Linked DNA regions of Mus musculus: region 1 is linked to region 2. A link is a loop called in an ENCODE intact Hi-C map of the cell type or tissue named here. Cell type or tissue: heart. All regions are shown on one strand.

Region 1 (8,000 bases), 200 kb before region 2:
CCCCTCTCTCCTCCCCCTGCCTGGCTGTGCTCTGGTCTCAGCGCCTCTCTTGTGATGAAGCTTGCTGGGCACACTCAGTAGAAGCTCTCCAACCCTTGCTGGCAGCTCTGGAGCTTCTCTCACCCACCCAAACAGAGAGGGGCCGGCAGAAACCTGATTGCTCACTCAAGTCATTGATTATTTTTCGTTTGTGTAGCCATGGAAAGATAATAAGCCACCACCATATGGGGCAGCTCTGGGAGGCTGGCGGCCAACAGACACAGTGGGCACCACAAGAGGGTGTCTCAGCCAAGAAAACTAGCTTCCTGCTTCTGTGCACCGCCTCCACTCCCATGTATCCCAGGCTGGGCTCAAACTTCTGATGTAGCCAAGGATGACCTTAAACTCATGATATTTCTGCCACTACCTTCTCTGTGCTGGGATCACAGCCATACCCTAACACATATACAGTGCCCCAGAGCTTCATGCCAGATAGGCAACAACAGAGCTAGACCACAGCTTCCGTGGGTTTTGTAGAGAAAGTTTCTGAATGGGAAATTCTCCCTCGGAGGCTATGGAGGCTCCATTTTGCTTCCAGCCACTGGGATACCATGGACTCAGTTTGCCCTTCTACAATTGGGTAGCTCCAAACAGCCCCTGCAGCAGCTGCAGGCTCAGATCTGTAGTGGTTCTATGCACTTGGACCCAGGTGCCTGGCCTCCCGTGGGCTCTTGTAAAAGAGTCTCTTAGCCCTGCCAAGGAAGAGAGATTGTGCCTCCAGGAGCTGCGTTGTGACAGGCTTTTCTCTGAGGCATAGTTCTGGAACTTGCTGTACCGGGAGAGAGGATCTATGCTGGGACTGGGGCATGACTTCAGGTCCCACCCAAGTCTGCGCTAATCGATGCCTGAGGTGCAAGATTCCCGCTGACCCCCTCAACGCCTTGTCTCCCCACACAGGCTTTCTAGACTGGGTCCCCAAGAAGATGCAGCGTGTGGGCTGTGTGGAGCTGCTCAACACAGTCCAGAGGCGGGTCCAGCCACGGCTGCACGTCTTTGGCCACATCCATGAAGGTGAGTAGGTGGGCAGGAGGGCAGGGAATCTCACATGGGATGCCTCTACCAAATCCTGCTCACTAGCTCCCTCTCTGACTTCTGCAAGAAACAGCCCAGCTCTGTGGCCCATGCATAGCCTACTTCACAGGCATTGCTGCTGTGGTTAGCACCTCAATGCTGCTGGCTAGCAGGTGTACTCACTGAAGTGGTGGGGATGTCCGCACCATGGACAGGTGGCTCACAGTCCTGGCTGCTCACACTGCCCCCACCCCCAGCCCATCCCTGCTCATCAGCTTACCTTCTTAGTCCTCAAGTGTTCTTCCTGGAGCCCAGGTTCAACATCTGATGCAAACCCTTGCTGTTTACTGGTCTGCTCACCCTGTCTGTGGGGTTGGACCATGGTACCTGGGACTCCACGCTGCGTTCATCTAGTTCATCTAAGAGTTTTATAACTTGGAAGTAAATAAACCCTGGCCATTTCTTGAGCACCTCTGAGCGCTGTTCTTGGGTGTCAGGAGAGTAGAGCACGTTTGTCTCTGGACATGGTCTCAGATGGCTGGGCAGCAGGCAGCCATCAAAGGCAGAGCACTGGAGCTCCCGGGGAAGCTCAGGAACAGTGAGTTTACAATGCTGGTTGTCTTCCTGGGCTCTCTTATGGGCCTTCAGGGACAACCTATGAAAGGTTGCCAGTGACCCAAACACCACCATGCATATTTGTATCGGCAAAATGGTACTCCAGAGAAGAAAGGGAGAGCGTCCCTTCTGGTGTGAGCCAGAAGAAGGGACTTCAGCAAGCAGAGTTGGTGGAGAGGGCATGTAATAAAAGACAGAAATGTGACAGTGGTCACCATGGTGATTGTGAGGAGAACAGAGATGATAATGAGGAGGAGGATCACAGTGGTAATGATAGTGGTGACAAAGATGGTGGTGGTAGTGACACTCAGAAGATAGTGGGTATGGTAGTGATGTCATGGCAGGGAAACACTTGTAAGGAAGAGGGTCTTGGTGATGGTGATGGTAGTGTGGTGATTGTCACAAGGATGGTGATGACTAGTGTTGATGGAGAGATGATAATGATGGTGTTGACAACAGTGGTCATGAAGAGGTAGTGGTAGTGTTGACGGTGGTGATACTGTAGATAGCGATGATGATGTTACCATGATGGCAGCGATGATGTCATGGTGATGATGGCAGTGCTGGGGATAGCAACAAGGATGGTAGTGATGTAGTTCAGGGCATAGTGCTGCTGCTAGGCATGGGGATGATGATGTCATCATGATGGGGATGAAGATGTCATGATGACATCAGTGCAGTTCGTGGACATAGCACACGAACACACCTGATCATATCTGATGAGATGGTGATACTGGGGACTGTGGAAACCAGGTGCCTATACCTAGTCACATCTACTCTGCTGACAGTGGCCATAGAGACCATGCTGATGACACCTGCTGAGGAAGACGATGTGAGGATAGTGATGACTGACTTGCTATGTGCTTTTCCTGTGATGTGCACTGGCTTAAGCACTGCATTTGGGCGTTGAACTTACTTGGTCCACCTGGCAGGCTCAGAAGGACCTATTATCGCTTCCACTTGACAGATAAAAAGACCCAAGAATGAGAACTGTTGTAGCTTGCCCCAGACATGTCCCACCCGCTATAGCAGAACACCTGTAGCTGCCACAGCCACTCACCAGAAAGCTCCAGATAATGGTCTGACAGGTGCGTGCTTACTTTCCAGGGTATGGCGTCATGGCAGACGGGACCACCACCTATGTGAACGCGTCGGTGTGCACTGTGAACTATCAGCCTGTGAATCCCCCCATAGTCATCGACCTGCCCACACCCCGGAACTCCTGACTGCTACCCACTCCAGTTCTGCCTACCCATGTCAGCTCTGTATGTCTGGCCAAGAGCCTGGATCCCCTAACCCACTTCCTCCCATGCAGAACAGCCTGGACAGTCCATTTGGCCTCGGGACCAGCCAGCAACGAGTAGAATCCTTGGGATAAAAGAAATCGCCTTTGTCAGCTTTCTGCCGCCTGCTGCTGGGACCTTGAACAGTCCCATCAGGGCCACCAGGCTCATCTCTGTGTTCTGTGTGTGCATCTGCCCCTTTTTTCTAGAGCCTAACACACTCACAGCCCTGTCTCACTTGGGAAATGACAGAAGCTCGGTTCGAAAGACACCCTCCGGCTTTGAGAAGCCGCTGCTCTCGGATGGAATTTGGGAAGTTTTATACAAGATGTCTAGCTACCCAAGTGTGTGGCTTGTGAGCCCCAAGGTTGCGGAAGTGTATGGCCTAGGCTCGGGCAGCTCTTCTCTGGCTGGAGGAAAGGAGATAGACTTGTTCCTTACGTGCATGGGTCTTGGGAATGTTCAGGGACATCTCAGGAATTCCGACAGCCCCCGGCCAGGCCTAGAGCAGATGGCTTGGCTTAGTCCCCCATTCCTTCCTCAGGACCCTGCTGCCAATGTGGACAATGGCTGAGTGTCTCCAGCTTCTGGCTCAGAACCTGGATTTGGGGAGGGGAGCTTTGTTCTTCTGGGTGGCCAGAACCTGCTGGTTACTCATCACAGTGAGGCCATCTTAGATCATCTGGGACCACACTACTTTGTAGATCACGATGGCCAGGGGATTCTGTGGGCTGAGACCTATGCCTGGTCATGTACATGCCCCATGTCTGTGGCATGTGTGTGCTTCTCCAAACCTAACCAGGTTGTTAGCATCTACAACGAGCTCCATCCTCCATGTGATTGATTTTTCCTTCCGAGGGTTCCAGGAAGCTTGTCAGTACCACCAGTAACCGGGAGGTGGCGCAGTTACAGAGCCACCCCGGGTGCTGATGGCAGCTCCACCTCTGGCTGCAGCCTTTCTTGAGCTAGGCCTGGGTGAACCCATCTGCAGAGGACAGAGCCAGCGGGCCCTGAGTCAGGGGGAGGCAGAGTCCATCACTGTCTATTTAAAATGCCCATATTTGTTCTTTGTGGACTCTTTTTTGCACTCATTCCGATTCTTAGTAACATGTCACTAAAATAGTATTATTTGTCCCGACTCTTGATGTTTTACACCCTTTATGTCATGCATCAGACACGAGGGCCTCACTTGCTTGGCCTGGTTCCAGCCTTGGGGACCAGATATCCTGGTACCTTTACTCGGTATAATTTTGTTTTATCTACAGACATTCCTGCAAGGTAGGTACTCTTGCCCTGTTACAGAGATGAGTCCACTGAGAGGAGAGGTCACTTGCCTGAGGATGCACAGCACAAAGGGGGCAGCAGTGGGATTTGGGCCTCCATCTCTGGCCTCACACCCTTCCCATCACCACTGGAGTTCTCTCCCTGCAAAGCAGGGCCTGGGTGGAGAGTCTCGCTTCATTTGGAAGGGTCCTTTTCAAAACTGGCTCTTGTTCATTCTCAACCTCGAGTCCCTCAGACCATCAGGAATCCTGAGCTTTTGGCTCAGCATCCCAGCATCCTGTGAGGCCCACTCCCAATTCTTTCTCTGCGGGTGAGTGAGCTGGGCTCTGGGATGCATTCCCAGGCCACCTTTGGTGCCCTACGTTGGCCAGGGGCAACTGTGCCCCACAGGACACAGGGCTGCAGGAATCTTGCTTGGGCCAAGTGGTCCTGGTGTGTGGGACATTTTACAAGGTCTCTCTTCGGTGCCTCAGATGCATGGCGTGTTTGGGGCAGAGAAAAATACATCTCCCATGTGCTTTCTCAGCTCCACAGTTTCTATATGGACCAAGAACTATAAACTTAAAAAAATTTTCCTAGGGCATCTTCAGAATGCGGCATATTTTTATGTGGAGAAGAAAAGCTGTGGAGGCAGCTGTCTTGAAGAGAAAATTCATTGGAAGTCCTCAAGATTTGAAAGATGGCGGCCTGCTCCTCAATCATTTTGGCATAACTTGATTGTGGCTGTAATTTTTTTTGTCAAGCATGTCAGACAATAAAGTCTTTGTAAAAAGAAAAGGCTAAGTCCATCTGGCTGCTCGTCCTGTGGGTGTGTCCCTGAGTTATGAGGGGGCAGAGGGAGGAAGAACTCCAAGACCTAGTGGCTAAAGACCCCCCCCATGTGACTACTCTCTGCTTGTCTCACCCCATCCCACCCCTCATGGGCACAGGGACTACAGACATCATGGGCAGGACTGGATGTCTGAGCTTCTAAACAAAGCATTGTGGTGTGGCCGAAGTGCTGGGTTTTCCTGAATATGACATGGCCAACCCAGCCATAGGAAGGCAAAAGGTTCATGGGTTGCCTAAGAGCAGCATCCTGGTCTCAAAGTCGCTCCCAGCTACAAAACTTCTACCATTTATTGCTAGCTGTCCATCCAACTATTCATCTTTCCACAGTCAAACACTTACCTGATGATTCATACTTTCATATGTCCATCCATCTACTCAGTCAGAAAACAAGCACCCATCCATCTGCCCACCCATCCATCCACCCATCAAGCTATAAAGCCAGACAGCTAGCCATCTATTCGTCCACAGGACTATCCATCTATCTGTGCACCAACAAAGCTGTCCATATATACACTCATCTGACCATACACTATTGATGAAACCATTAATTTACCCAGCCCCCTCAGGATATCACTCTATGTATCCATCTACCCACCCACCCACCCATCAAGTCACCCATCCTTCTGTCCTTCCATCTGTCTTACATAACCCCCCATCCAGCTCTGTATGGACCCCTCCACAGCCATTAACACTTCCCAAAGAGTCTGGCTGGCTTGGATGATGGAAAGGCTGGTGGTGGCTGTAACAGATTTAGGAGGGAAGACTGATAAAGGTAGATGTGAGGATAAAGGCTCCAGAGAGTCCAGGACAGCAGTAGATGTGGCTGCTGGTCACTGGAAGGAGTTGTGGACATAGAACAGGTGTCAAGAAAAAGGGATATGACTGACATCATAAAGCCACGGACCTGGGGCAGAAAAGGCCTGAGGAGTGGCCTGGGGCAGGTGTGCAATAACAATGTCCCCATGACCTCAGACAAGTCCCCTGCCCAGGGACTCATAGGCCTGCAGCATCCTGTCCTGGGACCTTAACTTCTGAATCCTGGTCTGTCTGAGGAACCCCACCAACTTCTACCATAACCACTGGAACCACAGTAGGGTTCCTGCACAGGGCGTGGCCCTCTGAAGCTGTCACCTCACAATGTCACCACACTGCCAGAGCTGCTTCAGTACACAGTCTCTGGGGCCCTCCTTCCTTCCCCCTCTTCCTTCCTTCTCACTTCACACATGGAGAAGGAAGGCACTCTACTACTGAGGTGTACCCCTCTGCAGCCCTGCTGAGACAGTGGCAGGGAACCAGTCTCTGGGGACTCACCAGAGCACGTGGCTGTCTTGGGCCTCCTTTCCCCGCCTCCTAAGGGCTGGAATCACAGGTGACTACCAGGTGCAGGGAGCCGTGGGGGTCAGAACCCTGCTCCTCTTGCTTGTACCATGTGCTTTAACCACCAAGCCATCTCTCTGGCCTCTTGCTGATCCTATTTAAAAATCTCTAAATATTCTAGAAACAAGTCTCTTTTTCCTGTCTCTGGGTTGGTCTTTTTAGTCCCATCCTCAGAGCAAATGTTGAAATTTTTGATGAAGCTTGATTTCCTTCCTTCCTTCCTTCCTTCCTTCCTTCCTTCCTTCCTTCCTTCCTTCCTTCCTCTCTCTCTCTCTCTCTCTCTCTCTCTCTCTCTCTCTCTCTCCTTCTTCTTCTTCCTCTTCTTTTCTCTCTCCCTCCCTCTCCCTCCCCCCCCTCTCTCTCCCTCCCTCCCTCCCTCCCTCCCTTCCTTCCTTCCTTCCTTTCTTTTCTTGTTCTTTGGATATGGTTATCATTTGAGGCAGGTGTTTCCCAGAGCCTCACGTATTGACAGGTGGTCATCAGCCATTGGCTGGACTGGGAGGCAGGGTCTAGGAGGAGGAAGTTAGCTCACTGTAGATATATAGTTGAAGCCGGTCTTGGGAACCCAGCTACGGTCCTCCTTCCTGGCTGCCACAGGTAAGTAACCTCCCTCGGCCATGCCACATGCCCAAAGCAACCAGGCCAATGGACCCTCTCTGAGCGAGTGAGCCAAAATCAACCTTGCTTTCTTAGAAGGGCTCCTTCTTGGGTATTTTGCCCTGTTGAAGAAATGCTGACTCTGCGGGTGATGCTTTCAAACTTGAGGTTGAGTGGATTGTCTCTCACTTATTAGTTCTGCTTCACACCCCTGTGCAGTCCCGGCCTCATCCTTTGGTGTGAGGTGTGCTAAGGTTCACATTTTACACACAGATACTGTTCCTCTAACCCACTGTACTGACTGGTTTTATGTGTCAATTTGAGACAAGAGTCATCAAGGAGGGATGAGCCTCCGTTGAGGAAATGCCTCTATGAGATCCAGCTGTAAGGCATTTTCTCAACTAGGGATCAATGGGGGAGGGCCCAGCCCATGGTGGATAGGGCCATCCTTCTCCTGGGTTCTATAAGCAAGCAGGCTGAACAAGCCAGTAAGCAGCACCCTCTGCATCAGCTCCTGCCTCCAGGATCCTGCCCTGTGTGAGTTCCATTCCTGACTTCCTTTGGTGATGAACAGCAATGTGGAAGTGTAAGTTGAATAAACCCTTTCCTCCCCAACTTGCTTTTTGGTCAAGGTGTTTCATCCCAGCACTAGAAAGCTTAAGATACCCACTGTCTTTGTCCACATTGGAAATCAGCTGGCTGCATCTATGTGGTACATTTCTTGGTTCCCCATTTTGTTCCATCACTCTCTTGCTGACACCATATTCCTAACGACTGCGCTTCCAAATGTACCTTCAGAGGAGCCAATGCGAGCCCTCCATCCTATCTTGTTTTGTTTTTAAACTTTTGAAGGAGGGTAACTTCTTTTCTACAATACATTTCTGGGTTAGCTGGTTGTTTTGTTTTGTTTTGTTTTGTTTTGTTTTTTGTTTTGTTTTTCAAGACAGGGTTTCTCTGTATAGC
Region 2 (8,000 bases):
ACCAGGAGATGCGGAGTGTTTGAAGGGATGAGTAAGCTCTGTTCCTTACAGGCAGAATCCATGTATCCGGACGGTGTGTGGAGGCTTGAGGACACAGCGCAGTGGTACACCACTTGCTTAATATATAGATGGCTTGGATTCTATCCCCAGCACGACCAAAAGTAAAAAGGGCAAACAATATTCTCTAAACATATACAAACTACTATATCTATTAAGAATAAAAATACACATCATAGAAGCCAGAGCAATGGCTCAGCGATTAAGAACACTTTCTGCTCTTCCACAGGACCTAGATTCGGTTCCCGGCACCCACATGGTGGCTCACACCCATTTGTAGCTACAGTTTCAGGGCATCCATCACCCTCTTCTGGCCTCTATGGACACTGCACATACATGATGCACATACATACAAGCAGGCAAAATGTTCAAACACAAAAATTTTCAAAAACCAAATACAGATAGGTAGACAGCTAGATATTATACATTCTTATGTATATATTAAAGAAACAGAATATAGTGTTAGAGAGAATGCACAACTGGTAAAGTACTCCCTTGCAAACAAGGGACCAGAGTTTAATCCTTAAAACCCATGTAAAAAAAAAGTCAGGCACAGGCTGGAGAGATGGCTCAGAGGTTAAGATCACTGGCTGCTCTTCCAGAGGTCCCAAGTTCAATTCCCAGCATCCACACAGAGCTGACAGCTATTTGTGACTCCAGTCCCCAGAGATCCAATGCCTTCTTGAGACCTCTGCAGGCACAAAGGACATGTGTGGTGCACAGATATACAGGCAAATACCATAGAGATGAAATAAATAAAACAAACCAACGAAAGCCAAATGTGTGTATCAACCCAGCACTGAGAGGTGCAGACAGTGTTCCTGACCCATCATGTCAGCCTTCCATGCCTTCTCTTGGAAACACACTCTCGGGTGACCCCAAGCTGGGCTGAACATACTTGCCCACTGCTTTTAAAAAATATCCTCAGAAAGGAAGGATAAACATAGGCCATGGTGCTTTCTCAATGTTCACACACACACACACACACACACACACACACACACACACACGAGTCAAGCCAATACAAAAACCTAGCAAAGCTTCTGCCAGCTTCAAACGCAATGCCAGATGCCTACATCTCTGGCTGCTGAGTGTCTAATTATCAACTTTGCACCATTACCTGTGTTTTTCAAAAAATTAAACACTAGAGAAAAAAAAAGGCCAAATTTACTGGGGCCCTAAGGCTGAGACCCAAACTCGCCTATACTTAATTCCCAGCCGGTTACACACTTGCACCAGTGTGTACTTGTGTGTGTTTCATGGGAAGGCCAGGCTGTCTCCATCTTAAACTTCGGTGTGGGGCTGCAGCAAGCCCCAGTTCACAGTTCTCAACATAGGAATTAGAAGGATGTGAGCTGATCTGCAAGCAGCTTCTAAATGATAGGTTGTCTTAAAAAAATAAAATAAAATAAAACAATTTAGCCAGCCATCTGAATTGAATTTAGCAGAAACAACAGTGCTTATAAACCGGACTGGCCTCCATGATGGCAGCCTCCTGTCTGAATCCCAGCCTCCTTCATTGGAGTCTCTCATGTCCCTGCATAGCCCCCCTCCTTCATCCTGAAGCCCAGCCTGAGAAATGCTGTTGGGGTTTCAAGTCTCCCCCACCTCCTCACAGCACAAGACAAACCCCATCAACCCAACATTCAGACAAGCACAGCTCCTAAAGATAATGTGTGTTAATGACCTGGAAATGGTGACTATAGGAATATATAGTAACATAATGCACTTAGAACAATGTAAAGAGGAGGGCCCAGTTGAGCACGTAGTCCAAACGCCCTGATATAAATACCTGCTTCCTCATGGACGGCACGGAAAAGAGGCAACAAAAATAGCTATGCTGGGAAGGTGGAGCCTGGGTCCTTCTGTTTCTGATGCTCTCTTAGAAGTGGGTCACACGCACTGGCTCCTGCCCACCCTGTGCCTCCCACCACCAGCTGCACCTTCCACTCCTAGCAGAAGCTTCCCTGCCATTCAACGTCCCTTGGACACCAGGACCGACTCTGCACTGCACCCACCGTGATTTGAAACTCTACTTTTATGTGGGAAATTGTAAGTTAGACTAACAAGCTTCACAAAACCAAGCTGCTTCTCTCTTTCACCCCACATACGCCACACAGGCACTCAACACACACACATGCACCACACATCATATAGACATGTACCACACATCATATAGACACACACCACACACCACATACACCACACATCATATAGACACACACCACATACACCACACAGGCACTCAACACACACACATGCACCACATATCATATAGACATGCACCACACATCATATAGACACACACCACATACACCACACAGGCACTCGCCATACACACACACACACACAAACCCCACATACAACACACACATTCACACTCACCACACACACATACACACACCACACACATACATACACACACCACACACACACATATACACATACACACACACAAACCCCACCTACAATATATACATTCACACTTACTATACACATACACACCCCACATATACCATACACACATTCACCGCACACACACACACAAACACATGCCACAACCTCACCATACAGGCACTCCTCACACATACCACATACTACAGTACACATATACTACACACACCATACACTCTCACCACACACATGACACACAAAAAACATAGTAATCATACATACTTACTACACATACTTACCATACAGTCACCACACACACTTACCACATGCTCAGCATACACACTCCTGACGCGCATCACATACACTTGAAGCACATGTACACACCACATGCTACACCCACCCCTCACACCATAACACATACTTCTACTATATACATACCACGCAGGTACATACACACTACAGACATCTGCTCAACTCCCTAAAACATACACACCACACGCATATAAGACCCACACACTCACATTCCTTCCTTCCATGCCTAAAGATCACCCCCCTCCCATTTCCACACCATCCATGACTCCTCACTCCTCCGCGCTACTGGGAAATAGGAAGCATTAGTAAAGTTCCCACAGGACCACAAGTCTCATGAATTTCCATGTGTCTTTCCCCAGGAGACCATGACTATACACCTAGCACATCGGTCCTCCAAAGAGTGGTAAATGAGGCAGGCGTGGCGGCACACACCTTTAATCTCAGGACATCGGAGCATCTCTGTGTGTCTCAGGCTGTCTGTGTTCTGCTTTCTCTGTCATGGACATAATGATCTACCCGGTGGATTTCTCAGCGCCCACCCCCACCACGCTGACAGACACAGACAAAGGAAAGAGGCAGGACCACGGTCGGCTGCTGCAGAGCTGTCCTGTTCTCAGCACTTCAGAAGCCTAAGAACTGGAGACAACTCTCTCCCTGTCCAACCAGCAGACACAGTGTGTTTGGCATATACTATTTATAGTCCAGGCATGTCCCCAAGTCCTCAGATGTAGCAGGCAAAGTTTCCAGGGTTTCTCTGCTTCAGGCAGAGCAACCAAAAATTTGCTGCTGCTGCCACCTACAGGAAGAGGGAAGTGCTGCAGGAATCCTGAGCGGTCCAACTGTTTGCATAGTGCGCTCGAAAGTCACTGTGAGTAACAAATAGTGGCTGCCCCGTTGATAATCAGCTTCAGGCCACTACATGTCAGAATGCACCAGCCTGGGCACTCCTGTTACATGCCAGATGAGCGGCTGACACACACTAGTGGGGGTTGGCAGCAAAAGCCTCCCCAGCTTCGCAGGCACCCTCCCAGCAGGTCTTGCAGCAGGCAGCATGGAGCTGGGCATGGCAGCGACTCACCTTGCTCTTGTGCTACCCGACTTGGTGCTGTTGGCTTTAGCAAAGTTTAGCCTGGTGCCGTTGCGCTTCATTTCCTTCTAGATCAAATACTTGCAAATTTGTGAATTCTGAGAAAGAAGAGTTAGCACCCAGTTAGCACCCGAGAGCTCAACAGTTTCCTTGGTTCTCTGAGCCATACGTGAAGCTAGTCTGTGAGCACTGTAGGCACATTCTCCTCCTCCCAGGTTCCCGCCCAACACACACACACACACACACGTGCACACACATACACATATACATGCACGCGCACATGCACACATCCATACACACACAACTTGCACACACACACACTTCCATACAACAGCCAGAACAATAACTTGAAAGCCCTGTGGTGTCCTGTTTCTTCCTATCATTGTCACTGTCCTTCAGGCCCTGGGCTTTGATACCCACAAAGACAATGCATCAACCTGTGTCTTCCAGCAGCTGCCTCCCACTCCTGCTCCCACACCTCCACCACGCTGGCCTCAGGTGGTCCCTGAGACATACGAGGTCTCTTCCACGCAGACACCTTTGTCCTCACATGGGATCGCCTCTGCCTTACCCACCCACACTTCTCCCTCTCTGCCTCCTGAACTCTCCTCGTCCTGGAGATCACTGGTTCTCGAGCCTCAATGTCCCTCAGAGTCACCTGGAATCTTTCTTAGAAACAGGTTCTAGATTCTGGAATCTAGGTCTCAGTTCTAGATTCCGATCGCCATGAAGAGTGGGCGGGAACTCAGAATGCATGACTGTCCAAGTTCCTGAGGGCTGGCTGCCGCTGCCTCCACAGGCCCCAGGCATCACTCTGGAAACTGCCGCCCTGGATCTCAAAACTAATGTCACTTTCCTGAGAAGCCCTTGTGGAAACCTCTGCGCAGACCAGCCTCCCTTACGCCGTGACAGGGACCTCGGCCATCCTTCACCCACTTTGTGATGATGTGTCTATTGGTGTGAGACTTTGAAAACTGAAACCATGGAGCTGGAGAGATGGCTCGGTGACTAAGAGCACTTCCTGCTCCTACAGAGGACTTGAGTTCTATGCCCAGAGCCTACACTAAAAAATAAAATAAAATAAAATCCGAAATGGAGGTACACACAAAATCCCGGTGCTGGGGAGATATGAGGCAGGAGAGTACCGGGGGCATTCCTATGAAATTGATTTGTAAAAGGCAGAAGACAGCATCCTAAGGATGACACAGAAGATTGACCTCCTGCTTCCACACTCACATGCATCTCACACAAAAATAAGACAAAAAAATACAAAATTATATTATTCCATTCTTAAAAAGTAGATTGCCAGCAGAGGAATGGGTGGTGGACACTAATCATCCTACCAGAGGGAGGATTATGGCCAGTCTGGACGACACAGAAGACCCTCACCCCGCCCCCCATTCACACACACCTCAAATTACTACAGCCTATTAATGTTCTAACAAATGCTGCCAAATTATACTGTTAAGCTTCAATAAAAACTGTCCTGAGATATGGGAGGCATGGGGGCTCTTAGCTCACAGATAAGCACTAGTAGACTCATGAGTGCTGAGCACACACAGTTGTCTCTTCAAGGGGAGAGATGTATAACCTGTTTTCTGTCCAAAAGACTGGGAGCGAATATGGTTAATGACCTGGTGACCTTCATACTTCCTTAGGAGTCAAGACCTCTCCAGACCCTTCTCACGAGCTTGTTTTTTCTCAGTCAATCTATAAAACCTAGCTTTATGGAAGATGTGAGGTATATTTTACAAAGTTCCAATACAGTCAAGCCTTTGGCTTCATTAAGCCTCCACGTACTGCAGTTCCCACGGAGGCCTGTTGGAGGTGCTAGACCCCATGGAATTGAAGTTGAGGACCGTTGTAAGCCATGGACCATGTAGATGGTTGAGGGGTTGTTATCACTAGAAAAAAATTCACCAAATTGTGCTGTACTTAAATTCGCCAAAAAGAAACAACTCAGGGTCAGACTCTTGATGTTTAGGTTAAACCAGCACCTGCTACTGAGTTGTGTTGAACAGAACTTCTGGGCTTCTTGCTTCTTGTAAACCATCACTCTGTGGACCGAGGTCACCTCAGAGACCCCCACAACGGGCGAAAAAGAAAGACACTCCTGAATCCAAATAAAATTTTAAACTCTCCGTTCAGTTAATTTGACATGATATTCACGCGTGTGTCCCAGTTTTGAAGACTGAACTATGGTTATTCTGCGAACGGTATCACGGGGCTTCGGGGAAGGGAAAGCTGGAAGTACCCACCACCTCTTTATATCAGTTTTCTCAACTTTTATGCAAATATTTTTTTTAAATTAAGTATCAAAGAGTGTAGTCTCAGTTGAAGACATACACTCAAGTTTTGTTTTGTTTTTTGTTGTTGCTGTTTGGTTTTGGGTTTTTGTTTTTGTTTGTTTGTTTGTTTGTTGTTGTTGTTGTTGTTGTTGTTGTTGTTGTTTTTGAGACAGGGTTTCTCTGTATAGCCCTGGCTGTCCTGGAACTCGCTCTGTAGACCAGGCTGGACTTGAACTCAGAAATCCATCTGCTTCTGCCTCCCAAGTGCTGGAATTAAAGACGTGCACCACCACGCCCGGCTTACACTCAACTTTTAAGAGCAACTTGGGAAGGAAAAAGTCTATTTGGCTTCTAGTGTATATTATCAAGGGAAGCTATGACAGGAGCGCAAAGCAGAAACTTGGGGGCATCAACTGGATCAGAAGTCATGGAGGATTGCTGCTCACTGACTTGCTTGCTCCAGCTCAGCTACCTTTCTTGTACATTCCAGGCCCACGTGCCTAGGAATGGCACGGCCCACAGTGGATGGAGCAGCCTTCCCCCCATCAACTAGCAATCAAGAAAACGGTCACGGGCCAATCTGATGGGGACAATTCTTTAATGGAGAATTGATTAATTAAAGAATTAATTCTTTAATCTTTGTCCAGGTGTATCAAGCTGACAACCAAGAACAGCCATCACACTCCTCGTCTTCCTGGCACAGTTCATCTTTCAAGATAAAAGACACAGAGCCAGGCCTGGGGCACACACCTTTAACCTCAGCACTTGGAAGGCAGAGGCTGGCATATCTCTGTGGTTTTTAGGCCAGTTGGGTTTATAGAGCAAGTTTCAAGCAAGCCAAAGCTACATAGTAAGAGCCTGTCTAAAAATAGGGGAGGGGGGAGGTAGAGAGATGGCTCGGTGGTTAAAAGCACTGACTATCATTGCAGAGGAGCAGGGTCTGATTTCAAACATCCAACATGTGGATACAGTGGCTTACAACTGTCCTTAACTTCACTTCCATGGGATCTAGCACCTTCAACTGGCCTCTGTGGGAACTGCTTGTGCAGGGTATACATACATACATACATACATCATACATACATACATCATGCATACATACATACATCATGCATACATACATACATCATACATACATACATGCAAGCAAAACACTCATACACCTAAAAATAAATATTTTTAAAAGATTAAAAATATGATGCTTCTGTCATGAGGCTGCCAGATCAGTCATGTCTAACTTAGGCCTGTGAGTTTATATTCTGACAACTTGGCTGATAAAGAAAAAGGTACAAGTCCCAGAAGCACTTGCAGCTCCGTCCCTGTGTCAGGGCCACAGATGGGGCGCGGGGGGGGGGGGCAGCGTGAATAGAATAATTCCCTGTCTGTTCCTCTCGCCGCATCTCAACAGTCACCAATTTCCTGCTTTTAGATTTTCTGTGGATCCAAAGGAAGTTGCTAGTCGGCAAGGCCCTCCAGCAGGGGAGAGCCCATGGGCTTTCTGGACCCATTGAGACCCGGCCCAGGACGAGCCTGCCATTCCCCTTTGTTCAAGATGGGCCACAATGAACACTTTACACTGTGATGGTAGACGCCTGGGATAATGTTACCCTTGGTCTTGAAAGCAACAGTGTACTGAGCAGGACAAGACATTGTGACAGATTCTATACATCTCGTCCCTAACTACATCATCATTAGGTTTTTCCAAGAAGAGAAGAGTCCTGAGACAGTCACAGATGCAACTATTCAGAACCTGAGGGCAGACACTGACAAGGACTGGAAAGCCAGTAATTTGCTGACTATACCCTTTTCCTACTCTTTGGTGTTTCATTTTGTTTGAGACAGGCTCTCATGTAGCCCAGGCT

The links. A loop is a pair of places that touch in the nucleus more often than their neighbours do. Peaks named below come from ENCODE experiments on the same cell type or tissue, not always from the same donor. Only the 100,000 strongest peaks of a DNase experiment are listed, where the experiment ranks them.
Region 1: it touches region 2 in a loop (12-fold over the local background); 29 of 42 quality-filtered maps call a loop at or near these places.

What each region holds. Positions count from the first base shown.
Region 1 is chr15:83,853,476-83,861,475 of GRCm38, forward strand. Mpped1 (metallophosphoesterase domain containing 1) reads left to right here. Exons shown (of 7, transcript NM_172610.3): 6 at 937-1,050; 7 at 2,773-4,999. The coding sequence ends at 2,891. Gm41370 (a long non-coding RNA gene) reads right to left here and starts at 2,674. Exons shown (of 7, transcript XR_003951468.1): 1 at 1,331-2,674. It overlaps Gm41372 (a long non-coding RNA gene), which reads left to right and starts at 5,705. Exons shown (of 3, transcript XR_875516.3): 1 at 5,705-6,432. In heart, a CTCF peak has its summit at 3,834 (motif pointing right); a DNase peak (open chromatin) is centred at 3,846; H3K27me3 peaks cover 1,361 bases.
Region 2 is chr15:84,050,602-84,058,601 of GRCm38, forward strand. Efcab6 (EF-hand calcium binding domain 6) reads right to left here. Exons shown (of 32, transcript NM_029946.4): 2 at 3,842-3,948. The coding sequence starts at 3,912. Among named protein-coding and RNA genes, the nearest start is that of Efcab6, 11 kb to the right of the region's middle. In heart, CTCF peaks have their summits at 3,560 (motif pointing left) and 5,657; a DNase peak (open chromatin) is centred at 3,390; H3K27ac peaks cover 358 bases; H3K27me3 peaks cover 1,236 bases.